Regions from separate parts of the Homo sapiens genome. Here regions 1, 2, 4, 5 and 6 are each linked to region 3. The links are chromatin contacts, found by Hi-C or POLR2A ChIA-PET in ENCODE. All regions are on one chromosome and are shown on one strand. The core of a region is the stretch at or near the end of the contact, and the rest is flanking DNA. Distances in the headings are between cores, read along the strand shown.

Region 1 (4,260 bases), core at 1,232-3,731, 880 kb after region 3:
CGAGTAGCTGGGACTCCAGGTGCCTGCCACCACGCCCGGCTAATTTTTTTTTTTTTGTATTTTTAGTAGAGATGGGGTTTCACCGTGTTAGCCAGGATGGTCTCGATCTTCTGACCTGGTGATCCGCCCACCTCAGCCTCCCAAAGTGCTGGGATTACAGGTGTGAGTCACCACACCCAGCCTTAAAATTATCTTTTAAATAATGCCTTGTTTCTTCCCTAAAAGAATGCAGGGAAGGAGCTGTGTCTACTTTCCCTTCGGATCCTTGGGGGATCCAAAACAGCGGCAGGCATAGAGCTCAATAAATGTTGAAATAATCAATTTTGGAGAAAGCAAACACCTCTCTCTCTATATATATTTTTTGTTTGTTTGTTTGTTTGTTTTGAGACAGAGTCTCGCTCTGGTGCCCAGGCTGGATTGCAGTGGGACGATCTTGGCTCACTGCAACCTCTGCCTCCCGGGTTCAAGCACTTCTCCGCCTCAGCCTCCTGAGTAGTGAGATTACAGGCACGCACCACCACGCCTGGCTAATTTTTGTATTTTTAGTAGAAACGGGGTTTTCACCATGTTGGTCAGGCTGGTCTTGAATTCCTGACCTCGTGATCCACCTGCCTCGGCCTCCCAGAGTGCTGGGATTACAGGTGAGAGCCACTGCACACTGCCACACTTCCACATATTTATGGAAGCTGTAAGGCATGTTGGAGATTACGGCACCAGCTCCTTCATTTGACAGGTAGGGAAATGGAAGGCCAGAGAGCTGAACTGATGTGCCAAGTGACACAGTGACTTTGTGACAAAAGTGTCCTTTTCTACCTTTCCCAGTGCTTTCACATATATCATTTTATTTTCCTTTCCTATTTTCCTGGTGCTTTGGAAGAGTCTTTGGGCAATGGTTGGGTCTCCAAAACCTTTTCAATTACCAAAGAGACAGGATGGATTAGTGACCTCGTCCCACACCCCTGGGAGGGGCCCCAGGGAAGAGCAGTAGTAACTGGACGCCTTCCCTGAGTCCAAAGCAGACACTCCAGGACACCTGATTCTCTGGGAACATACTGACTGAGCCCCCTCTCTCAGAGGGGAACAGCGAATACTTGCTTCCCTCGGGATAAGGTAGCCATTTAGTGTTTGAACAGTGGAGAGACTGACCCAGGCCCTGCAATTACATTGCTGGGTGACCTTGGGCAGCGCGTAAGTGACCCGCTTCCTCTATTGCCCCATCTGTAAAATGGGTGGGTGTGAAGCATTAGGATCTTTGCGGTCCTGGAAGGACCTTCCCTACTGACCCAGTTAGTTGGTAGGAGTTGTGTCTGTGGGTTTTTTTTTTTTTCTTTTTTTGAGACGGAGTCTCGTTCTGTCGCCCAGGCTGGAGTGCAGCGGCGTGATCTCGGCTCACTGCAAGCTCTGTCTCCCGGGTTCACGCCATTGTCCTGCCTCGGCCTCCCAGGTAGCTGGGACTACAGGCGCCCGCCACCACGCCCGGCTCATTTTTTTTGTATTTTTAGTAGAGACGGGGTTTCACCGTGTTAGCCAGGATGGTCTCGATCTCCTGACCTCGTAATCCACCCGCCTCGGCCTCCCAAAGTGCTGAGATTACAGGCGTGAGCCACCGCGCCCGGCCGGGTTTTGAATACTGGAATATTCAATAAACCTTTTTTTTTTTTTTTTTTTTTGAGACAGTGTTTCGCTCTTGTTGCCCAGGCTGGAGTGCAATGGCGCGATCTCGGCTCACCGTAACCTCTGCCTCCCGAGTAGCTGGGATTACATGCTATTCTCCGGCCTCAGCCTCCCGAGTAGCTGGGATTACATGCATGCGATACCACGCCCGGCTAATTTTGTATTTTTAGTAGAGACTGGGTTTCTCTATATTGGTCAGGCTGGTCTCGAACCACGGACCTCAGGTGATCCGCCCGCCTCAGCCTCCCAAAGTGCTGGGATTACAGGCATGAGCCACCGCGCCCGGCCAAAACCTTTCAAACCTGAGAATGAATGGATCAAACTGCTGGAGAGGTCGGTGTGCTGGAGTTGCTAAACTGCTGGGAGACTCAGGTTTCCCAGCTCTTAAGGGAAGATCGAGGGGTCAAAGGTCGGGTTCCGGTCAAGCCCACAGAGAACCGGAAGTCCCAGATCCGGTCGGCTCGGAGCCCAGGGCTCCAGCCGGGCTACTCACGCTCCGGAGGCGGAGCTTCAGCAGCGGGAGGGGGAGGAATCTGGGGCCTCCCAATGGCAGCTCGGGTGTCTTCCATCGCAGCCATTCAACGTCTGGCGACGGTCAAATTTAAACACCCCTCCCACCTCCTCCGCCGGGACCTGTCGGGAAAGCGTTTGCAGTTATTGCGGCGGCTGGACACGCCCCGCCGCCGAAGAGGCGGGAGAAGGGCGGGGCCTTTCTCCGAGTTGGCCTATCACTACGGGCAGCCTGCGGAGAGGCGGGAGGCGGCGCCAATCGGGGCGAGCAGCTGGAGCCCGGCGGAGCAGTTGGCTGAGTTGTTGCAACTTTTTTCGAAAGCTGGGTTTCCCGGGAGATCCCAGGCGGTGACAGAGTGGAGCCATGGCTAGAGGTATTTGCCCAAGTGGCCGGCACCGGAGCGGCTGGGTCGGGGGTCGTGCTGGAGGGGTTGCCGGGGTGGAGGCAGCGGCTGCGGGGAGGCGTCCTCCTCGGGTGGCTCGGGGCAAGCTTGGGGACCCGCGTGGGGGGAGAGGGGGTGCTGCTGCGGAACCCGCCGGCCCCCCCTTGCGGCTCCAGATGCCCCCAGAAACCCTTCCCACTGCCGTGCTTCTGTTTCCCTTCTATGAAGTGAACACCTGCGGGCCTGCCTCTCCACGGCAGCAGATCCATATGTCAGAGCTCTTTGGAAACTAAAGCGCAGGGCACCTCCAGGGAATAGGTGTTATTGATAGAAGTGGGGCGGGGGCAGGAGTGAGGCTTCGCCCACTTTGGGGCCCTCTCTCTTTGGGAAAGGAGGTGATCCCGAGGCGAAGGCGCAGATCGATAACCTGCATATTGGGGTGCGCGTCAGGGTGGACACCGCAGCAGGCGCCTTTCCTCCCTCCCCACGTCCTGAGTCAGCTCTGCGCCGCTGGAGCGAAGGCCGGGCCCCGCTGGCCCACTTTGGGGTAAAACGGGTTCCTGGCATCTCGCGGGCGCGGTCGTTCGCCCCGCATCTGGTCAGGACTTCGCCCCCCGGTAGATGGCTTGGGTGGGCTTGTACAGCCCTGGGAGGCGATGCCCTGTCTGAAGTCCTCTGCATACTTAGTTGGCTGTCAGGACAGTGCCTCCCAGGTATGCGGCAAAGAGATCTCCAACCGCTTGGTCATTTCCAGCCACTGCGTCTCCTTCACGCCAAAGGGCCAAAAACTTGAGCGTGAAAGTTGAGTAGAATTAGTATTAAAAAAAAAAAAAAGTTTTGGTATTATATTTTTCTCAAAATTTCAAGGCTTCAAGTGTTAGTAGGAATTTGCTTTAGTGCAGTATGCTCCCTATAGCAATAATAATGAATAAAATAATGATTCATTCAGTAAATATCTATTGGGTCCCTTTGTTTTCAGGCCCTGAAGTCAGTTGCATCATCTATTCTCCTAGCATCCCTAGAGGTTCTTTTGGGATAAGACTTACCCAGAGCCTGATGAAAAAATGAGGCATAGTAAACTTCAGGTTAAAGAGCTTCATCACTCAACTCTTGGAGAAAATTAATACTAATATTTTTCCTTTGAAAAGTGTTAAGCATCTAAAAGTATATTTAACATTATCTGACTAATTTATCTGACAAATTTTAATAAAACTATGCTTCCTGGGTTCATTTTTCTCATCACAGCAAAATCATTTAAACTACTTGTTTTAAAAGTAGTGCATTAATTAATATATGAAGAAAACTAACCATCTATCATTGAAATACTTAAAATATGACTAAATAATAATTATGGCCAGGCATGGTGGCTCACACCTGTAATCCTAGCACTTTGGGAGGCCAAGGCGGGCAGATCACCTGAGGTCGGGAGTTCGAGACCAGTCTGACCAACATGGAGAAATCCCGTCTCTACTAAAAATACAAAATTAGCCGGGCATGGCAGCGCATGCCTGTAATCCCAGCTACTTGGGAGGCTGAGGCAGGGAGAATTGCCTGAACCTGGGAGGTGGAGCTTGCAGTGAGCCGAGATTACGTCACCGCACTCCAGCATGGGCAACAGAGCAAGACTCCATCTCAAAAAAACAAACAAGAACAATAACAAAATAATAATAATTACCACTGAGGGCCAGGCACT
Region 2 (4,267 bases), core at 798-3,297, 790 kb before region 3:
CCAGGCTGGTCTCCAACTCCTGGCCTCTAGTGATCTGCCCACCTCGGCCTCCCAAAGTGCTGGGATTACAGGCGTGAGCCACCATGCCTGGCCAGAAAGGGTGTCTTTTTAAGAGAGGACACACACAGACATGCACACAGGAAAGAAGACGGTGCAACAGGGTAGAGATTGGGGTGATGCAGCTGCGAGCTAAGGAACGCCAGTGAAGGAGCCCCCCGCCACCACATACACCCACAAGCTATGAGGAGGGAAGGATTCTGCCCAGAGCTTCAGAGGGAGCACTGCTTTGCTGACACCTTCCTCTCAGATTTCTAGATGCCAGAACTGTGAGACAATACATTTCTTTCTTTTCTTTTTTTCTTTCCTTCCTTCCCTCCCTTCCTTCCTCTCTCTCTCTTTTTTTTGAGACTCAGTTTCACTCTTGTTGCCTAGGTTGGAGTGCAATGGCACGATCTCAGCTCACCACAACCTCCACCTCCCTGGTTCAAGTGATTCTCCTGCATCAGCCTCCTGAGTAACTGGATTACAGGCATGTGCCACCACACCTGGCTAATTTTTTTGTGTGTTTTTAGTAGAGATGGGGTTTCTCCATGTTGGTCAGGCTGGTCTTGAACTCCCAACCTCAGGTGATCCTCCTGCCTCAGCCTCCCAAAGTGCTGGGATTACAAGCGTGAGCGACCGCGCCCGGCCTCCTTCTTTCTTTATGAGACTGGGTCTCGCTCTGTTACCCAGGCTGGGGTGCAGTGGTGCAATCATAGCTTACTGCAGCCTTGACCTCCCAGGCCCAAGGAATTCTTGGACCTCAGCCTCCGGAGTAGCTGGGACCACAGGCGCGTGCCACCACACCCAGCTAATCTGTAAATTTTTTGTAGAAACAAGGTCTCCTTATGTTGCCCCCGTTGGTGAGAATACATTTCTATTGTTTAAACTACCCAGGTTGTGGTTATGGCAGCTTTAGCAACGAACACAGGGGGCCGGGCACGGTGGCTCATGCCTGTAATCCTAGCACTTTGGGAGGCCAAGTCGGGCGGATTACTTAAGGTCAGGAGTTCGAGAGCAGCCTGGCCAACACTGCAAAACCCCGCCTCTACTAAAAATACAAAAATTAGCTGGATGTGGTATAACCTGGCTACTCCAGAGGCTGAGGTATGAGACGCACTTGATTCCGGGAGGCGGAAGTTGCAGTGAGCTGAGATCACACCACTGCACTCCAGCCTAGGCGACAGAAAAAAAAAAAAACACCCATAAAAATAGAAGAAAAAAGAAAGATAAAAAAGTAAAGTAACACAGGTGTCATTTGAAACTGAGGCCTGAATGATGAAAAAAAGGCACATCGTATGAAGATTTAGAGGGAAGAAAGTTCCATGCAAGGTCAGGAAGAGAAAAAGCAATGGCTGGAGGGTACGAGTCCAGGGCGGTGAGATAGAAGGGACTGGAAAGCTAGGCAGGGGCAGTTCTTGCAGGACTTGGCAGAGGAGGGGACAGAACTGGATTTAATCAGCTTGGAGGCGGTTGTCCCTTGAGCGACAGAAACAGCTGTTAAGAACGTCACCCAGAGCGTTAGAGGGCAGGAATCTAGGATGTATTAGCTGCAGCACATAATAATGACAACGTGAAATGACCGTGCCCTCTCTGCGCTGCGCCGCCCGGCCCCCGACCTTTTTGGATGGTCGATGTCAGCGCCAGCCTTCCGGGGCGCTGGCCTGGGCTCAAGTCAGGCAATGACCAGGGGCCGGTGAGCTTTCATTTCACCTCCCCCAAATCTCCTTTCCCCAAACTCTAGACACCCCCAAAACACACAATCTAAGTCAAATAATCTCTGCAAATGCAACCTGCAGACAAGTCCCCCAACTCTTCCTGGAAGAGACAGATTCTGGAGGCGCAGAGGCACTGCCAAGGGGGCCGCAACAGACCCCGAAAGACCTTGCGAGCCTGCCATGTCCCGGTCCGGAACGCCGCACGCGGGGCGGGGCGGGGCACATGCGCACGCGCGGCCCCGCCTCCCAGGCGTGGGGCGGGGCGGGCGCCGGGGCGGGGCCGTGACGTCAGTTGCGCGCGTGGCTCTGGCTGCGCAGGAACAGCTGGTGCCTCCGAGGGCGGTCGGCGAGCGCGCGGGCGTGGGGCGCTGGGGGGCCGGTCGGGCAGCGCTGCGGGAGCAGCCGCCGGCACCGCCGCCTTGCACCATCGCATCATGTCCGGGCAGCTGGAGCGTTGCGAGCGCGAATGGCACGAGCTGGAGGGAGAATTTCAAGAACTGCAGGTAGGGCCAGGCCACCTGGTCCCGCAACTCTGCTGCCCGCGGTGCAGCGCCTTGCCCTTCCTGAGCCCCCCGGCCCGGGCGGTGGGGACAGTCAGGGCCTAGGGAGTGCCCCGGAGAGGCCCTGGGGGCGGACGGGAGGCATGGACCAGCCCCCTCCCATCACCCGGCGCTTCAGCTCTTCGTCCACGTGGGGCGCCGGGTCGCAGCCCCCTCTTCCGCCGCCCTCCCACTGGCTCTCTGCTCCACGCACCCCCTTCGCTGCAGAAAGTTGGTCTGTGGCCTCTGAGGCAAGTTCCAGGCGTGTTCATCTGTGGGGGTGGTTCAAAGAGAACAGCCCAGCCCCCACCTCTGCAGGGTCTCCCCAGATCTCACCCCGCCCCCTCCCATCTGCTTTTGGTAGCTCAGCTCCCACCCCGTGCTCTGGCGGGGCAGCACTATCCTGCAGCTCTGTTTTGGGAGGTGTACTTAAGAGCTGTTCACCTTGAACCTCTAGGTTGTGCTTGGGGATTAGGGACCCCTATTTCCTGTCTTTGGGGGCTCTGACGCTGCTGCAGGCTGATTTTGGCGTGGAGAGCATCTGTCAGTTCGGACAGCTGAGTAGCCTCACCCAGTGATAGGGGAAACTCCCAGCTCTATCCTTCTGGCCCGGAGCCTTACACGGGGTGGAGTGAGGGCGGGTGTAAGGCGGGGGTCCCCTGAGAGAATGGCATTGCTGCTGGGTGTGGGGAGCGGTCCTGGCAGCAGTTGTTCCTGCTAAGAGGTTCAGAGAGGCCCCAGCTACCTACCGTGTTGACTAGAGACGCCTCAGGAAACCTTGGGGTTGACCAAGAGGGACTCGGTGACTATTTTTGAAGACAGGGCTGTTCCCTCTCCAGTCACGGGATTGTTTTTCGGGGGGTTGGCTTTGCCTGAAATTACATTGCACACTATCACCCCAGTCCTCTCATTTGGAGCAGTGACATTGTCCCTGTCCATGTACCTCTTGTCTGCAGTTCAGTTGGCCTCCTACAGTGTGCAGAGGGGAGAGGAGGTTGCCAAGGGTGTCTCTGATGGGTCTTTCTAGACACGTGGTTGTAGATTCTGATCAATAGACAGAGGGTTGCTGGAGAGCCGGGGCAGGAATGGGGGTGCCCTTTCAGGCATGAATAGAGGGGAAGGGACCTAGACACATCTCGACCTGTCCAGCATGTGTAGGTTGATGCCTTCTCTTCTAGGGCCTGGGTCCCATCCGGTTCTCAGGGGACTGTTTTGGCTCCACTCCCACGGAGAAGACTCAGCCACTTCTTGTTTTGTTTTGTTTTGTTTTGTTTTTGTGACAGAGTCTCACTGTCGCCCAGGCTGGAGTGCAGTGGCGTGATCTCGGCTTACTACAGCCTCCGCCTCCCGGGTTCGAGCCATTCTCTGCCTCAGCCTCCTGAGTAGCTGGAATTACGGGTGTGCGCCACCGTGCCCGGCTAATTTTTTTGTGTTTTAGTAGAGATAGGGTTTCACTATGTTGGCCAGGCTTCTGACCTCAGGTGATTCACCCACCTCGGCCTCCCAAAGTGCTGAGATTACAGGCATGAGCCACTGTGCCTGGCCCTCAGCCACTTCTTTTTTTTTTTTTTTTTTTTTTTGAGATAGAGTCTTGCTCTGTCACCAGACTTGAGTGCAGTGGCACGATCGTGGCTCACTGCAACCTCCGCCTCCCGGATTCAAGCGATTCTCCTGCCTCAGTCTCCCAAGTAGCAGAGATTATAGGTGCGCGCCACCATGCCCAGCTAATTTTTGTATTTTTAGTAGAGACAGGGTTTCACCATGTTGGCCAGGATGGTCTCAATCTCTTGACCTCGTGATCTGCCTGCCTCGGCCTCCCAAAGTGCTGGGATTACAGTAGTGAGCCACCGTGCCTGGTCCTCAGCCACTTCTTAATGCTTTGTCTTACTGGGCTCGGAGGTCATGGTCAGCTGTGGAACCAAGTGGGTGTTAGGGTTGGGAATGGGAGAAGAGAAGAGGTTTGCTGTGTGA
Region 3 (4,292 bases), core at 1,641-4,140:
TTATCTTTTTCAAAAGCACATTACTTTTTCTTCTAAAATGCTGATTCTTTCATTGTTCTATTTATGAACACATTTTAACTATGTAAATAAATCTTCAGCTAGAGTAATACTGTAATCTTTTTTTTTTTTTTTTTCAGACGGAGTTTCGCTCTTGTCACTCTCAGCTCACTGCAACCTCTACCTCCCGGGTTCAAGGGATTTTCCTGCCTTAGCCTCCCAAGTAGCTGGGATTACAGGCGCCCACCACGTCCAGCTTATTTTTGTAATTTTAGTAGAGACAGCGTTTCACCACGTTGCCCAGGCTGCTCTCGAACTGACCTCAGTTGATCCGCCCACCTCGGCCTCCCAAAGTGCTGGGATTACAGGCGTGAGCCACTGCCCCTGGCCCATTATACTATAATTTTTTTTTTTAGGTGCTGGAATTACAGGCATGAGCCACCAGACCCAGCCAATATTGTAATCTTAATTCTAACTTTCTAGAAATGTTTGTTAAATAGGAATAGCTAGGTTAACAACTTGCCTATTCTGAACATTAAGTAAACATTTTCTGGATTTTGTTTCATCCTTTCATCCAATAAATGAGCTTACAATTTTAATCCACTTATGAGAATTCAGACCTTATCCCCACAATTAAATAACTATTACTTTGATTTCTTCAGAGTATGCTAAACAAATAAAAATGATACAAAAATCCCATACACTTTTTACAACGAAATTCTGATTAAATATTAATATCAGGATAAATAATAAGGGACAACTATGGAGTAATTTCAAAAATCTCATACCTCGGTCGAGTCAGAATGTTCAATTTTCGTTTAAGTTCTTGATGTTATTATTTGTTAAGGAAGATAAGCCCTCATTTAACAATGCAAATCATAAAATTCAACTACTACTTCTCTCACTTTTGGTGTCAGAATATTATAAAGACAAAAGACCCACGGATATTTTGAGGATGACACACTTATTGAGCTTCTATTTTGTTGCAGGGGTAGGCTTTTGAAACCCAAAATTAAAGTACGGTTTTTATCCTTTCGAACATATATTCTAAGACACGATCCTGAAGTTCAACAGACTAACAAACTGAACCAAAACCATTATTGAAGCATCAGTGTTCCTGTCAAACCTTTCAACAACCACTATGTGATAAAGAGAATGCAGTATAACGAGCTGTTAACAACTTTAGAATTTGGAATAAATCTATGGATGTCCACTGTAGAATCCTTTCAACTTTTTTTTTTTTTTTTTGAGACACAGTCTCACCCTGTCGCCCAGGCTGGAGTGCAATGGTGTGATCTTGGCTCACTGCAACCTCCGCCTCCCAGGTTCAAGGGATTCTCCTGCCTCAGCCTCCTGAGTAGCTGGGATTACAAGCACGCGCCACCACGCCCGGCTAATTTTGTATTTTTAGTAGAGACGGGGTTTCACCATGTTGGCCAGGCTGACCTCCTGATCCTCATGATCCACCTGATCCTCATGATCCTCCTGACCTCATGATCCACCCGCCTCGGCCTCCCAAAGTGCTGGGATTACAGGCTTGAGCCACAGCGCCCGGCCTCAACTTTTTGTATTCTGAAAATTTTCCTCACAATGTGGAGGAAGACGACATTCTGAAAAAATAAATCGCGCTTCACAAACCTTAAAAACTGATATACTGACTGGGCGCCGTGGCGGGCGCCTGTAATCCCAGCTATTCGGGAGGCTGAGGCAGGAGAATCGCTTGAACCCGGGAGGCGGAGGTTGCAGTGAGCCGAGATCGCGCCACTGCACTCCAGCCTGGGCAACAGACTGAGACTCCATTCCCCGACCCCGTCCCCCTAAAAAAGCTAACATATCAGCCACTTTCAGTTCTCTACAAATTTTAAAAGGAAAACTACCCGAACCAAAGTTATCTATCTACCTATAAAACTCTACGAACGTAAAAAAAAACATACTAGCAAATCAAGAAAAATCTGCAATCTTGTAACTCAAGTCTAACAGAAACTTCTTTGGCGCGTTTTCCTCAAGGCGTTGCAAAGCATCTTCAGCACAGAAGCGAGCTCCGAGTGGAAGAACTCTAAAATTAATCCCCAATTTTAATCAAGCAATTAACCAATTATCTCAGCACACCCGGATTCCTTGAGGCCCCCAACTCTGCATTCTGGGACCACTAGCGTTTGCCCCGGTATAAAAACCGATCCCGCGTCTAAGCAGCCGGTATTTCATCACCTACAACTGTAACATGACGGCACAATTTGAGCGTGGCTGCGAAATATGAAACCTCACCACGACCTCAAACAGAGGGGGGCAATTAAGGGCTTGTGTACAATCTGTCAGGTGAGCAGCCTAAAATAACCCTAAACACGGCACCCGGGTGGGAGGCAGGAGTGGGTCTGGTCAGGAGACGGCCTCCCTGAGGGGAAGAGGTCTGCGCCGAGGCAGCCTGCGCGCCCCGAACCCTAGACTCTCGGTCCGCCGGCGGGTGACAGAAAGCACTTGGAATTCTGGCCCTCCTGGAACTTCCGCCCGCGCCCTCGCCCTCGCCCGGCGCTGCCCCGGCCCCACGCCTGGCGCTGCCCCGGCCCCACACCCGGGTGACAGGGCCCAGCGAGAGGAAAGGATATTCTCGGCGCGGAGCTGCTCGATGGTCTCCTCGCACTGCCGAAGCCGCTCCCGTAGCTCCGCGTCGCCGACCCCATTTTCGTCCTCCTCGTCGCCGTCGTCGTCCTTGAAGCGAGTGTGAACGGGCTTCGGAATCGACTCCTCTGGGTGGTCGAACGGCTCGAAGAGCTCTAGATCGCCAAAATACACCTCTGCGGCCATTTTGGGCTGTGGAAAAGATTCGAGAAGAGGCGGAGCCGGCCACCAGGGCTTGGGGAAGAAGGTTGGAAGGCGGCACCACTCTCTAGAGCTCTGGCCGCACGGAGCCACCCGCTAGGGTTTTCTCCAGACGCAGGCCGCGAAAGCTGCACACGGGGCGGGGCCAGTCGCTAGAGACTACAACTCCCGGAATGCAGCGGGGCCTATCGGGCTTGCGATTGCCCGGAGGACGGCATGCTGGGACGTGTGGTTTCTAAGCGACTGGTACTCATTGTCTGCATTGCATCCTGGGATTGGTGCTTTTTGAAATGTGAAGAAAGCTGGAGTAGGTCAGAATGCGCTAAAGCAATCTGGGGGCAGGGCGGGGTGGCTCACACCTGTAATACCAACTACTCGGGAGGCAGAGGTGGGAGGATCACGTGAGCCCAGGAGTTGGAGACCACCCTGGGCAACAGAGCGAGACCCAGACACTACAAAAAAATATAAAAATTAGCTGGGCGATTGTAGTCCCAAGTACTCGGCAAGCTGAGGCGGGAGGGTTTGAGCCCAAGAGGTCGAGGCTGCATTGAGCCCAGATGGCGCCACTGCACACCAGCCTGGGAGACAAAGCAAGACCCTGTCTCAAAAAGAAAAAGAAAAACAAAAACCAGTATGGGATGTTCCTGTTAGGCAACTAAGGGTGAAAAATCAGAGCACGACGCATAGCTTCTCACAGATTCTGGTGTGCGTGCCACACCAGAGAATAAGGAACTCCATAGCCTGAAAGGGAACTGAATAAAAATAAACATAAAAGAGAATAAGAAACTCCAGCTTTGCTACAGAGATGACTGTTGTAGATTAGTTTATTGAGCTTGCTTCGTTTTTAATGTAAGATTAGCTAGACTCAACTATTTGTCTGTTGAGGCTTTCTGTCATTCAATCACATTATTTACTTACACCTTCGATGGGCCAGGCACTTGTCTAGGACCTGAGTATGGTTACAAGAGTAACCACAATAGAGTAATTCCTCCTCTCACGAAGGCTGTAGTCCACAAAAAGCAACAAAAACCCCATAATTATAAATGTTCCTGTTCTTGGGTCGAGATGGTTGTTGATGGATATTGATCACACAAAGAAATGTGGGCCGGGGGCGGTGGCTCACATCTGCAACCCCAGCACTTTGGGAGGCCGAGGCAGGTGGATCACGAGGTCAGAAATTCAAGACGAGCATGACCAACATGGAGAAACCCTGTCTCTACTAAAAATACAAAAATTAGCCAGGCGTAGTGGCACACGCCTGTAATCCCAGCTACTCAGGAGGTTGAGGAAGGAGAATCGCTTGAACCCGGGAGGCAGAGGTTGCAGTGAGCCGAAATCGTGCCACTGCACTCCAGCTTGGGCGACAGAGCAAGACTCTGTCTCAAAAAAAAAAAAAAAAAAAAAAAGGTGAAAAACACAGGAAGTTATGAATATTTAACAAACACCCTAGTCTGTGGGAGTCAGTAAAGTGAGGAAGT
Region 4 (4,457 bases), core at 980-3,479, 610 kb before region 3:
TTGCTAATTGTTACATTTTGCCTCTTTCTCCCCTTGTATCACTTTCTTCGGACCACTTGCAAGTTAGTAGCAGAAATCATGACACTACACATCTAAATAATTGAGCATTTATCTCGTTCCAATAAAGATAAAAGTGATTCTCTCATATAATTGCAACACCATTATCTGACTGAGGAAATTTAACACTGATATACTATAATTTAATATAAAGTTCATATTTAGATTTCACCAGTTGGCCCAATAAGTCTTGTAAAGCTGCTGTTTCTCATTAAATAATTCAAGTAAGGATCATGTATTGCATTTAGTCATTATTTCTCTCTTCCTCCCTTTTTAACTTTATTATTTATTTATTTATTTGAGACAGAGTCTCACTCGGTCACTCAGGCTGGAGTGCAGTGACATGATCTCAGCTCATTGCAACCTCTGCCTCCCCGGTTCAAGCGATTCTCCTGCGTCAGCCTCCCAGGTAGCTGGGATTACAAGTGTGTGGCACTGTGCCTTGGTAACTTTTGTATTTTTAGTAGAGACGGTGTTTCACCATGTTGGCCAGGCTGGTCTTGAACTCCTGACCTCAAGTGATCCACCCACCTCAGCCTCCCAAAGTGCTGGGATTACAGGTGTGAATCACCACACCTGGTCCTCTGCTAATTAATTATTATTTTTTTTTTTTTGTAGAGATGGAGGTCTTGCTATGTTGCCCAGGCTAGTCTCAAACTCCTGGACCTAAGGGATCCTCCTGCCTTGATCTCCCAGCATAATGGGACTACAGGTATGAGCCACTGCACCTGTATTTCTCTCTCTCTCTCTCTCGATAATGTTAGAAATGTTAGTTTATTTTTGAGGGGTGCGGTAGCTCACTCCTGTAATCCCAGCACTTTGAAAGGCCGAGCTGGGCTGGATCACTTGAGGCCAGGGGTTCGAGACCTCAGCCTCCTGAGTACCTGGGATTACAGGTGTGTGCCACCACACCCGGCTAATATTTTATATTTTTGGTAGAGACAGGGTTTCACCATGTTGGCGAGGCTAGTCTCAAACTCCTGACCTCAAATGATCTGCTTGCCACAGCCTCCCAAAGTGCTGGGATTATAGGCATGAGCCACCACACCTGGCCCATTGCATTTAGTTGATGCACATCTTTAGTGTTCTTAAATCTAGGCAATTGCATATCCGCCTCCTTTCTCTGTCCCCCACCCCTTATTCCCCATGTGTATTTCACAACATTGACTTTTTTTGAAGTTTTCAGGCCAGTTGTTTTGAAGTATGTCCCTTCTTTTGGATATGTCTGTTTTCCAATGATTAGATTCAGGGCAAACATGTTTGAATACTACACAGATGACCGCTGAGCCCTTTTCAAGACAAAATATTAGAGGCACATGGTCAGATATCAAAGTTGATTGTTTAGGTAAGCTGGGTTGGAATTTTGGCCTCACATTTTGCTAGTTGGGTAAATTGGTTATTGAGACGGTTTTCTCAGCTGTCAAATTGGGATGTAATAATCTAGCTTCATGAGGTTGTTGAATTAATATATGTAAGGCATTTAGAACAGCGTCTGGCACATTATAAGTATCAATAAATAAACACTGTTACCGTTATTATTATCACTACGATTTTTAGAGGCCTTAACAGGAACATCCAGCACCTTCAACAGTATATGGCTCATAGGAATCATTCCATGAATATTTGTTAGCAGAAGGACAGCTCTATGAGATAGATTGCTATCAATTACTGCCCCATTTTACAGATGAGGAAACTGAGGCCCAGAGAAGCCAAGTAGTGACCTAGGGTCACACAGATTGCCGTTAAGTGGCAAGATACGGGGTGTGTACTCAGGCATATCGGATCTGTAAAGTGAGGGATAAGGAACCTTAATGTATTTTGTAAATCCTCCAGGGCTGTGTGGATGTGAAGAACTGAATTGGAGCGCCACGCAGCGGTTCTCTGGCGTACAGTATCCATCCATACAGTAGGCGCTCAATAAATGTCTGCTGCACGAATGAGAAAATGAGTCAGCTGGGGCGAGATCATCCCCTAGCGTTGGTGTGCAATTGCGTGGGGATCCATTGCTTCCGACGCTACTCCTGCCGGGTCACCACAGGCGCACGTGTTCCGGCAGGGCGCGGCTTCCGGTGACCCAGCTCCGCCCTAAGCCCCATCCCAAGCCCCGCCCCTTGACTGTTCTCGCGTTCGCGGACGGCTGTGGTGTTTTGGCGCATGGGCGGAGCCGTAGTTACGGTCGACTGGGGCGTCGTCCCTAGCCCGGGAGCCGGGTCTCTGGAGTCGCGGCCCGGGGTTCACGATGTCCGACGAGGAAGCGAGGCAGAGCGGAGGCTCCTCGCAGGCCGGCGTCGTGACTGTCAGCGACGTCCAGGAGCTGATGCGGCGCAAGGAGGAGATAGAAGCGCAGATCAAGGCCAACTATGACGTGCTGGAAAGCGTGAGTGTGGGTTCGGGGCGCCCCAAGTCGCCTAACCCGGCCCGGAGTCCCTGGGGTACTGGGATGCCAGGGCGGCCTCAGTTTGGGCGCTCCGCAACGGATCTCCCTGGGAGGCCCAAGGCGCCGCAAGTGCGGCCTCTGTCGGCACAAGAAGGCAGGCAAAGAACTTTAGCAACTGAAGAGTTAGCCATATTGATATCCAGCAAGAGTTTGTGGAGCCCTGCTGTGTGCTAGGCGCTGGTTTAAGTGCTGTGCATTGTTGAGTTAATTTAATCTTTGCAACAACCCTTTGAGGTGGATGCTGTTACTCTTTCCATTTTAGGGAGGGGGAAACAGGTGTTACTTGGTGATTAAACAGCTGTCATGTGCCTCGCTGACTGCCTTATCTTAATTTTGTACTTTTTGTAAAGACAGAGTCTCACTGTGTTGCCCAGGTTGGTATCGAACTCATGGCCTCAAGCGATCCTTCCACCTCGGCCTTTCAAAGTGCTGGGATTACAGGCGTGAGCTACTGCACCCGGCATTTGCTGATTGTATCGTGAATTCTTAAACTTCAGTGTGTATATGAATTACCTGGGGATCTTATTAAAATGCAGATTTTGTTTGAGGCAAGGGAGCAGATTCTGCATTTGTAGCAAACTCCCAGCAATGCTGATGCTAGTGGTCTAAGGACCGAACTTTGAGTTACAAATAAGGCTCATCATCCTTATTGCATAAGGAGGAAACTGAGGCCCAGAGTGGGGCAAACGCCTATCTAAGGTCATGTAGTTCGGAAGTGGCAGTGGTGGGTCTGGCTCAAAAGCTGATGCAGGTTTTCTTATGCCATCTAGTGTAAAATCACAGATCAGTTTGCAGAGGAAGATGCAATTAATTATGCCCAAGTAGGGTGGGATGGAATGCATTTTAGGTGATGTAAGATGAAGTTTCTTTTTTTTTTGTCTGAGACGGAGTCTTGCTTTGTCACCCAGGCTGGAGTGCAGTGGCTCAATCTCGGCTCACTGCAGCCTCTGCCTCCTGGGTTCAAGTGATTCTCCTGCCTCAGCCTCCCGAGTAGTAGGGATTACAGGCGAGCGCCAGTACGCCAGGCTAATTTTTTATTTTAAGTAAAAGCAGGGTTTCACCATGTTGGTCAGGCCGGTGTTGGATTCCTGACCTCAGGTGATCCGCCCACCTTGGCCTCCCCAAGTGCTGGGATTACAGGCGTGAGCCACCGCGTCCGGCCATAAGATGAAGTTTCATACGGAGGGCCAGAGAACCATTTTACTGGGTGCTGACTATATGCTCAAAGTGGGATTCAGACTTCAGGTCTGTTACATTCAGAACCTGTGCTTTCAAGCAAATTACCAGCAATTTCTCAAACTTTAGTTTACTTTCTACCACATGCAGTATACTATATGCATATACCACTTGTGTTATTCCTTTGATATTTTTATTTAAATAGATCTACTTTTAATCTTATATAAATGTATTATTATTGTTATTATTATTATTGAGACAGGGTCTCGCTCTGTTGCCCAGGCTGGAGTTCAGTGGCACCATCTTGGTTCACTGCAGCCTCAATCTCCTGGTGTCAAGCAATCCTCCCACCTCAGCCTCCCAAGTAGCTGAGACTGCAGGTACGTGCCACCACGCCCAGCTAATTTTTGTATTTTTTGTAGCTATGGGGTCTCACTATGTTGCTTGCTCAGACTGGTCTGAAACTCCTGGGCTCAAGCAGTCCTCCTGCCTCTGCCTCCCAAAGTGTTGGGGTTACAGGCATGAGCCACAGTGCCTTGCCCATAAATGTATTTTAAAAGGAAATTTCAAAACTCCGCTGCATATGGAAAATGATAATCTCTTCTCTTAAATATAAGGTCAGATGCTTTGCATGTTGATACGGCATGTTGGTTGCTTCTGGCTAGCTGCTGTTGCTTGCTGAAAGCTTTCAGCCTGAAACCGTGCTCTATATTTGTTTTTAAAAAGTGGGTTTGGGCCGGGCCTGGTGGCTCACGCCTGTAATCCCAGCACTTTGGGAGGCCAAGGT
Region 5 (3,377 bases), core at 1-2,500, 700 kb before region 3:
GTTCTTATTACCTTTTTGTAAGTTACACCCTCACGTTCTGCTCCTTCCACTTCTGCAAACTTTCCAGGGTTGGGTAGGCAAAAAGGCGGCTTCGCTGAGGACTGTTTACTGCTCTGGATATAGCAATGGTGTGATCGTCATTAAGAGACAAAAGGCGAAAATACAGTCAAATCAAACAAAAGGCACAAGACGCACCAGCCGCCCAACCACCATAGAAAATACCCCCCACTTAACGTTGGTGTTTGCTGGAACCAGCTAGGACTTGTTTTCCAGTTTTAATCTAGTTTCCTGTGACGGCTTTAGTCTCTCTACACAAAGAAAAGGTCTTCCTTTCCCTCACCCACCAGCTCCCCCCAACCCCCAACACCAAAGACGAGAAAAACAGGGCTGTTTTTCTTCAAATAGATCGATTTTCAAAGAAAGTGTACAAGCTACGGGGAAGAAAGCTGACTAGCATTTAGTGCTGTAAACATTTTCAAAAGCATAAAGCTAGAACCTTAGCTTTATAAAGCAAGATCGTCTCAAGCATCTTAACTGGCTTATATTAGACAAGAGAGACAAAGACATACATGCAGATGAAGGTTCGGAAAATTAAGGACATCTCAGCAACATTAACATCAAAACTGTACTGCGTCAGGACAGAATGGATTGGGTACTTACAATGTAAAAGGTTTTTTAAAAACTAAAAGAGTAACAACTGCTCACAATTTTTTGTTGCTGCCATTTCGCTAGTCCTAAAGCTATATACATTTAAAACATTACCTTGTTAAAAAGAGAGAAGGAGTTAATAAGATGGCCAGGTTTAAGTGTTTAATAGAGGAAACTAGATATATTTAAAAATTTATTGTTCAGTCAAGAGAATACAGATTAAGACAGCTCCAAGCTCCCCCCACCCACCCATAGAACAAAAAGAGGAAAAAAAATATGTCATTTACTTAGGTTTTTTTGGAATTCAAAACTGTTAACTGCTGACATGAATGGTGTGCTATGACCTAGTTATACAAGACAAAGATGGATTCCAAGTCATAAGGAAAAATCCAGATCTTTTTAAAAAGTCTTCTCCAGTCTTCCAACTGTGAGTCCTTGGGCCTGTTGACAAATGTTAAACACACTGAGACGTCCTGAACTGGATGGTAGAGTCAAAGGAAAAACATTCCCCATTTGCAACAAAGGAAAAACCCACTTGGCCATTTAATTCCATTGCAGAAAAATGGCTTCCCTCATCTGTTGGCCTCTCCTTCGTGTCTGATGAAGGATGTTTTGAGATCAGCGTCTAATAACTCAAGCCCTATAGAAGCCGCGCGCTGATTGGCTGCCGCGCCCTGCCGCCCTGCTCCAGCCAATTACCTACCCACGGCCAAATTACAAACCCCGAAAAGAGCCCCAATATGAGCTACACCAGCTCCGAGCCCCGGCGAGGCGGCTCCTGCGCCTCGGCCGCCAGAGAGGAGCGGCAGAGGGGGCTGCAAACGCGTCCTCGCGAAGCCCGGGAGCCTCGGAGTTGAACTCACAAAATGGAAGCCGCGCGCTGATTGGCCGCCGCCACTCCCGGACCTTTAATAAAGAAAGGGGAAGGAAAAGATAAATGCAAAAAAGGGGGACTCTCTCCTCCGCGGGTGGCTGGAGGAAGGGGGGGAAGCATGTGTTCAGGACAATTACAGGGCGCTCCCCTCCAAAAATAAAAACAGAAGAAGGCGTCTATCGCCCAGGTCCAGGCGAGGGCTGCATCCTCCCAGGAATGCGAATGCTAACGTGGTGAACCCTGGTCTCCCTTCCCCAGCTCAGCTCCGGGGAGGGGGTCGCGGGCCGCAGGAGGAAGCCGGAGCGCAGATACCTCGATTGCAACTCCTCTGAGTCGACGCCGGCCTCCCCCCGCGGCTCCCAGCGTCCACACACACCCTCGGCCCCCCAGACCCCAGCCATCTCCCCGGGCCCCGCGCGCCCGCCTCCGGCCCGGGCAGTTTGGAAACAGTTTTGCAGGCCCGGGACGCACGCCGCGGCGGTCGCGGCTCTGAGGGTAGTCCCGGCCGCGGGAGGTAGAGCCCGGGGAGACCCCCTCCCCCGCCAGCCAAGACCCCCACCCCAGTCCCAGAAAAATAAATAAATTAAAAGGCCTTCCCCCGGGGAGGGGGAGGCAGTGTGGGAGCGCGCGAGTGAGGGGTGGGGGGCCGCTGGGGCCCGGGGCTTTGGCGGCGCAGCTGCCGCCGCCGGGAGAGTGCCTGGGGAAGCGGCGAGGAAGGAGAGGGGAGGAGGAAGAGGAGGAGGAGGAGGAAGAGGAGGAGGGTGAGCGCTCGGGTCGGGCTCCTTAGCGGTGTATTGTGGGATGTGCGGCTACTGGGAGCCGAGCCTCCGCCGCCAGCCGCCTCCCGGGCAGCAGCAGCAGCAGCGGCGGCGGCAGCGGCAGCAGCTCCGGGCCCGGCAGCCGCGGCGGCGGCGCCCCCCCTTCCTGGCCCCCGGTCCGGCCGCCCCGGCCTCGGCTCCCTCGGGGGACACCATGTACTGGCTGGCGGCGCAGGGAGGCCGGCGCCCGGCGGGGATGTAAGCGCGGCTCGGGGAGGGAGAGGCCGCGGCCGGCAGCCGGGCGGCCCAAGCCCCCGGCCCCGGCCCTGGCCCGAGCGGGCGAGCGGGCGGGCGGGCGGCGGCGCCGCCAGGCCCTGCCGCCAGCCTCGCGCCAGAGCCGGGCCGAGCTAGCGGGTGAGCGCCACGCCGGGCGGCCGGGCGGGCACCATGGGCCGGAGTCCGCGTCCTCCGGGCGCCCCGGGCCCCGCCAGCCCGCCCAGGGGACCCCCGGGAGCCCCTCGCTGCCGCCCCGAGACGGTGGCCGAGCGGGCGGGCGCGTAATTCTCCCGGAAGGGTTATTCTCTCGCTCCATTCTTGTTTTGGGGGGAGCCAGCGAGACAGCTCCTTTCGGGGCGCGCTGGCAAGGTGGGAGGGGGTGGGGGCCTGCCGATTGGATTCTTTCGCGTGTGTGTAGAAGCGGCCGCCGCCGCCGCCGCGGCGGAGACGACAACAACTTGCTGGTTTTCAGGTTGGGTTAACGGCATGGAGAACAGTCACCCCCCCCACCACCACCACCAGCAGCCCCCGCCGCAGCCCGGCCCTTCGGGCGAGAGGAGGAACCACCATTGGAGAAGTTACAAGTTGATGATTGACCCGGCTCTGAAAAAGGGGCATCATAAACTGTACCGCTACGATGGGCAGCATTTCAGCCTGGCGGTGAGTAGCCGGCGCGCCCCCCCAGCCGTGCCCCGCGTCGTGTCCGGGGAGACGCGCCTAGCGGCCAGGGACCCCCCGCCCGATCCCCCGGCCAACTGTCAGACGGGGCCCCAGCCCTGGAGTTTGACAAGTGCCTCGAGAAAGGGGTCTGCCCATGGGGA
Region 6 (4,561 bases), core at 453-2,952, 730 kb after region 3:
AACTGTTAACAACCATAGCTTCCCCATTGTCTGGAAGTACATTTTGAACTATATATATGGTCTTTTGTCTCTGTGCAGCTATTCTTAGAAAATAAACCACTGGGCACACTGGAGCCTGCCTGCAGCTACTGGGAGCATGTCCCAGCTACTCTGGAGGCTGAGGTGGGAGGATCACTTCAGCCCAGGAGTTCAAGACTGCAGTGAGCTATGATCCTGCCACTGCACTCCAGCTTGGGCAACAGACCAAGACCCCATCTCTTAAAAAATAAAAATAAAAATAAAAAAATTATTTGCCAGGCCAACTAAAATTTCAGTGAAGCTGGATATATACCATGGCAAATTGGCTGTAACAGGTCAAACAAGATGCCTCCTTCCTGGGGAATTCATGCACTTATAAAAGAGCAAGGGAGCAAGAGGAAAAAGGAGAAAGAAAGAAAACTTCAGCTGCTTACAAACTGAAAAGCTTAGAGAGTGCAACAGGAATATTATCTAGTATTCCGCTTCTGCTAGATTCCCACTTTCTAGGGCCTGCTTTTATAAAGCATTACACAAAAACAGGGACCATTTCCTTCAGGGACAGGAGTGAATGCAAAGGGTAACCGGACCTAACTAAATGGACTTTTCCCCAGTGGCTCAGCCCATCACCCACGACAAATGGGGCATTGAAACAGTCAAGGACTGCCCCTTCCAACTGGCAACAGAAATACCTGGATTCCAATCACCATGCTATTACACCAGGAAAACACAAGCTCTCCAGGGAGATGAACCTGCAACCCCATCTATTATTTCCCCTGCTAAGGTAATCCGGATCCGGATGCAGATCCAGATGGAAAACCACTAGAAATTCAAAGATGCTTCTCCATTTGGGGTGGAGGTGCTGGGGGGAGGGCAGGGAAGTAAGAGGGAAAAATCCTTAAACACCCACAAATACAATGCAAAAAAAAATTTTTTTAACTTGATACAGAATGAATATAAGAGCAGAGCTTTTATATTTCCCAGCAACAAGATATGACGCTTTTGGTGTCCCTACCCCCTAGCAAAAAAAGGGAGCTGGGGAAAAGGAACGATTGATGGTTATGAAACATGAAAGTTAACTGGGCGCTCCGCCTTGACGGGAGGCTTGGGGGAGAGGAAGAGATTTCAGATGGGGATGAGGCCAGATCCCGACATTCTGAGCTCACAGTCAGCCCGCAATGGCTGGTGGCGGCTATCGGGTCAAAGTGGGAAGGAGAGGGAGAATCTATGCAGTCGCCTAAGCTACGGAAAGCAGGGAGGACGGAGAAAAGCCACCGCTCCTGCAACTACAACCGCGATTCCAAAAGGAAACCGGGGCACCTTGGCAAAAAATGGGGGGAAAAATTAAAAAAACCCCACAAACCCCCCGCCCCTCAGGAAGAGCGATCTGCGATTGGGCCGCGCGAGTGTCACTCAAGGGCGCCGAGTCTAGAAAAGGCGCACCGCGGCCGGGCAGAGCTCCCACACGCCGAAGGGCTCCGAGGGGGTCAGGCCAATCGGCAGCCGTCACCCCACACCCCAGCCCATCACCACACTCAAGGGGCCGCTAAGACAGTGTCTCCTAAGTCTCGTCTCCTGTCCCCAGCGGCCTACAGCTCCCTGCAGGCTGGTGGCCGCTTACCTGGCCGCCGCTCCCGCTGCCGATGTCAGGGTCATGCAAGCGGCCTCTCGCGACCGTTACCCGAGGGAGCGCGCGCGCGCCCGGCGTCTCTCCAGTGATTGGCTGCCCGGAAGGAGGCGGAGACAGCCTCGCATGGCGCGCGCGTCCACCTCGCCGTTCCCCCTCGCGCAGCTCCAACCAAAGAGAGACATCCAACCCCGGGGGAGTGACAAGGGGGCGGGATTGCTGTGAAACTCTCTTCTCTGATTGGCTCTCTGGGAGCCAGCCGCTGCCACGAGGGAAAGAAGCTTCAGTTTCTCGCATGCGCAGTGAGTAAACATGAGCCTCTGGTAGATAAGAGAAACCGCGATCGGAGTACGGCGCGTGCGCAGATCAGGGATCGCGATTGCGAATCCTCCGCTGAGGTGATTTGGATATCCCTAGAACGTTGAGGGCACGAGTCGGGTCCTGAGACCAGGTAAGCATCTGCGGAGAAGCCAGGTAACCCTACGGCTGCCGACGACTGTCAAAGGCTCCGGAGAGAGGACTGCGAGCCGGGACGCCTGGGTTTTTCCCGACTTGCGACCCCGAGTGGCGCAGCCAGTTTACCTGAGGCCGCGCTGGCGGTGGGGTGGGGCCGGCCGTGACACCCGAGCTCAGTTTTCTCGGGACCTGGTTTACGCTAGGTGCTGTGGGTCGGCCCTGGGGCTGTTCAGGCACTCAGGGCAGGGGAGAGGAGAGACTACCGTCCTGGAGATAACGGTTCCACGGAGGCCCAAGGCGAAACGGAAGGATCCTCATGTACAAAACTGAGCGGAATGGAGCTGTGAGCACGCATCAGGTGCTGTTTCAGGCCTGGCACGTAGTAGAGGTCAGCACTGCCCTTGCTAGGCTTTTGCGGAGATACTCGTTTTTTTTTTAATAGACGTGGGGTGGGGGGGTCTCACTGTGTTGCCCAAGCTGATCTCGAACTCCTGGCCTCAAGCGATCCTCCTTCCTCGGCCTCCCAAAGTGCTGGGATCACAGGCGCAAGCCACCCAGCCCTACTTTTGAAGGACCAAAGGGAACTCGCTCTCCTCCCCGTGGGACCCCAGCCCATTTCATGCGCACTGTGCAGGCCACATTCTTCAGCATAGTTAACCTTTAAGGTCTTTCCAGCTACTCGATTTACCTCCAGGAGTTCTGGCTCACAGTAAAGGGACTTCCCTGGCACTATCACTTAGGCCTCCACAACCCAGGAAATGGATCTGCCCTTGGAATAACAGATCTGCCAGGAGGCGTTACATCTCATTGGAGCTTCCTAAGTATACCTACCAATTTTTTTTTACTTTTTTTATTTTTGTGGGGGAGGGGGGTAGGGGGGACAAGGTCTCTCTCTGTCACCCAGGCTGGAGGGCAGTGGCGCGATCTCGGCTCACTTTAACCTCTGCCTCCCGGGTTCAAGTGATTCTTCTGCTTCAGCCTCCCGAGTAGCCGGGAATACCGGTGCCCGCCACCACATCCGGCTAATTTTTTGTATTTTTAGTAGAGACGGGGTTTTGCCATATTGGCCAGGCTGGTCTCGAATTCCTGACCTCAGGTCATCCTCCTGCCTCGGCCACCCAAAGTGCTGGGATTACAGGCATGAGCCACCACGCCTGGCAATTTTCAAAGGGTAAATTTGATGTTATCCTATCTTTCATGATTTTTTAAATTATATTACATAATTCCAAAAGATATTTTATGTTTAAACCAGGACTTACTTCATTGAAGATGGTTTTATCTTTCAGTGTGAACCTGCTGGGAAGTCAGGCTATATTTTTGGCATCACAGTGATCTCCTTAGTACCTGATTTCACAGACCAGAATTATGATCCCACCAAATAACATGTTTTCAGTAATGTCATGGCTTATCAAGTACTTCTTAAATTGGACCATACCAAGTAAAATAATTTACAAGCCACTGTTGTAGATGCCTTTTCACCCTAAGCTCTAAAACAAAGGCCGATGAAATAATCAGTTCCCAGACTGGGTTTGTGTCATAAGACAACAGTGTATGTGGTGTGTCATTCCAAAGTTCCTCAGCCTTGTAGTTGAGAGATCTGACATGCTCCCATTTAGTGACCACTAAGTACTTTACATTTATGGCAACATGTATGATTTTGTTCGCACTCTAGGTAGTAGTATCTCCATTCTACAGATGAGGAATTAGAGCCAAAGTTACCCAGTAAGTAAATTGTGGCATTGAGACATTGAACGCAGGTCTGTTGGCCACAGAGCTCGCAATCCTTGGCAGGAAGGCCTTTTTGGGACAAAAGAAAAAATGAGAGGAGTCGTCAAATACAGAAAGTCAGGCTGGTCCAAACGTAGTGAGTTTTGTGTGTGTGTGTGTGACAGAGCTCAGCTCACTGCAAGCTCCGCCCCCCAGGTTCACGCCATTCTCCTGCCTTAGCCTCCCTAGTAGCTGAGACTACAGGTGCCTGCCACCAGGCCCAGCTAATTTTTTTTTTTTTTGTATTTTTAGTAGAGATGGGGTTTCACCGTGTTAGCCAGGTTGGTCTCGATCTCCTGACCTCATGATCCACCTGCCTCGGCCTCCCACGGTGCTGGGATTACAGGCGTGAGCCACCGCGCTCGGCCTGGTAGTGAGTTATCTTAATTAATTGTTCACAGTCACAGATCAAACTTCTTGTTCTACTCTTTCCCCCTTCTCTACTGTACTTGACTAGTCTTTTTAAAAAGAGAAAGTTGGCCGGGCGTGGTGGCTCATGCCTGTACTCCCAGCACTTCGGGAGGCCGAGGCAAGCGGATCGCTTGAGGTCAGGAGTTCGAGACCAGCCTGGCCAACATGGTGAAACCCCATCTGGGCTAAGAATACAAAAATTAGCTGGGCGTGGTGGCTGGTGCCTATAATCCCAGCTACTTGGGAGGCTGAAGCAGGAGAATCGCTGGAACCCGGGAGGCAAAG

The links. Hi-C counts contacts between places; a loop is a spot of excess contacts on that map. ChIA-PET counts read pairs that join two places held with the same protein, here RNA polymerase II (POLR2A). Pooled maps may share reads with other maps.
Region 1: a loop to region 3 is called in a map with no recorded cell type, with 15 times the contacts of the local background. The contact joins the promoter of KMT5A here to the promoter of ZCCHC8 in region 3. A Hi-C loop is called at or near these places in 1 of 37 single-sample maps with no recorded cell type and 2 of 50 pooled maps. POLR2A ChIA-PET finds 5 or more read pairs at or near these places in 2 of 52 experiments (activated T-cell and activated naive CD8-positive, alpha-beta T cell).
Region 2: a pooled map shows a loop between it and region 3 (10-fold over the local background). The contact joins the promoter of TMEM120B here to the promoter of ZCCHC8 in region 3. A Hi-C loop is called at or near these places in 4 of 50 pooled maps. POLR2A ChIA-PET finds 5 or more read pairs at or near these places in 2 of 52 experiments (OCI-LY7 and naive thymus-derived CD4-positive, alpha-beta T cell).
Region 4: a loop to region 3 is called in a map of naive thymus-derived CD4-positive, alpha-beta T cell, with 18 times the contacts of the local background. The contact joins the promoter of PSMD9 here to the promoter of ZCCHC8 in region 3. A Hi-C loop is called at or near these places in 3 of 168 maps with a recorded cell type or tissue (breast epithelium and naive thymus-derived CD4-positive, alpha-beta T cell) and 10 of 50 pooled maps. POLR2A ChIA-PET finds 5 or more read pairs at or near these places in 3 of 52 experiments (activated B cell, activated CD4-positive, alpha-beta T cell and naive thymus-derived CD8-positive, alpha-beta T cell).
Region 5: a loop to region 3 is called in a map of natural killer cell, with 9 times the contacts of the local background. The contact joins the promoter of LINC01089 here to the promoter of ZCCHC8 in region 3. A Hi-C loop is called at or near these places in 3 of 168 maps with a recorded cell type or tissue (B cell, CD8-positive, alpha-beta T cell and natural killer cell), 2 of 37 single-sample maps with no recorded cell type and 11 of 50 pooled maps. POLR2A ChIA-PET finds 5 or more read pairs at or near these places in 5 of 52 experiments (CD4-positive, alpha-beta T cell, GM12878, HEK293 and 2 more).
Region 6: a map of B cell shows a loop between it and region 3 (32-fold over the local background). The contact joins the promoter of MPHOSPH9 here to the promoter of ZCCHC8 in region 3. A Hi-C loop is called at or near these places in 1 of 168 maps with a recorded cell type or tissue (B cell) and 12 of 50 pooled maps. POLR2A ChIA-PET finds 5 or more read pairs at or near these places in 13 of 52 experiments (B cell, CD4-positive, alpha-beta T cell, CD8-positive, alpha-beta T cell and 9 more).

What each region holds. Positions count from the first base shown.
Region 1 is chr12:123,381,651-123,385,910 of GRCh38, forward strand. KMT5A (lysine methyltransferase 5A) reads left to right here and starts at 2,482. Exons shown (of 8, transcript NM_020382.7): 1 at 2,482-2,558. The coding sequence starts at 2,549. RefSeq lists silencers at 1,453-1,675, 2,603-2,772 and enhancers at 1,640-2,370, 1,893-2,112, 2,953-3,112.
Region 2 is chr12:121,710,705-121,714,971 of GRCh38, forward strand. It overlaps TMEM120B (transmembrane protein 120B), which reads left to right and starts at 2,048. Exons shown (of 12, transcript NM_001080825.2): 1 at 2,048-2,260. The coding sequence starts at 2,192. RefSeq lists silencers at 1,890-2,149, 2,160-2,209, 2,390-2,519.
Region 3 is chr12:122,498,042-122,502,333 of GRCh38, forward strand. ZCCHC8 (zinc finger CCHC-type containing 8) reads right to left here and starts at 2,891. Exons shown (of 14, transcript NM_017612.5): 1 at 2,601-2,891; 2 at 786-828. The coding sequence starts at 2,799. RefSeq lists enhancers at 1,859-2,550, 2,551-3,244, 2,740-2,819, 3,020-3,079, 3,130-3,309 and 1 more and a silencer at 2,450-2,599.
Region 4 is chr12:121,886,561-121,891,017 of GRCh38, forward strand. PSMD9 (proteasome 26S subunit, non-ATPase 9) reads left to right here and starts at 2,230. Exons shown (of 6, transcript NM_002813.7): 1 at 2,230-2,434. The coding sequence starts at 2,297. It also overlaps a transcript of HPD not described here. RefSeq lists enhancers at 1,887-2,500, 2,134-2,533, 2,501-3,114.
Region 5 is chr12:121,801,696-121,805,072 of GRCh38, forward strand. LINC01089 (long intergenic non-protein coding RNA 1089) reads right to left here and starts at 1,251. Exons shown (of 4, transcript NR_152740.1): 1 at 936-1,251; 2 at 12-113. SETD1B (SET domain containing 1B, histone lysine methyltransferase) reads left to right here and starts at 2,314. Exons shown (of 17, transcript NM_001353345.2): 1 at 2,314-2,538; 2 at 3,029-3,216. The coding sequence starts at 3,043. RefSeq lists silencers at 1,859-2,108, 2,379-2,508, 2,549-2,608.
Region 6 is chr12:123,231,439-123,235,999 of GRCh38, forward strand. MPHOSPH9 (M-phase phosphoprotein 9) reads right to left here and starts at 1,703. Exons shown (of 24, transcript NM_022782.4): 1 at 1,637-1,703. MTRFR (mitochondrial translation release factor in rescue) reads left to right here and starts at 1,998. Exons shown (of 3, transcript NM_152269.5): 1 at 1,998-2,093. RefSeq lists an enhancer at 1,476-1,715.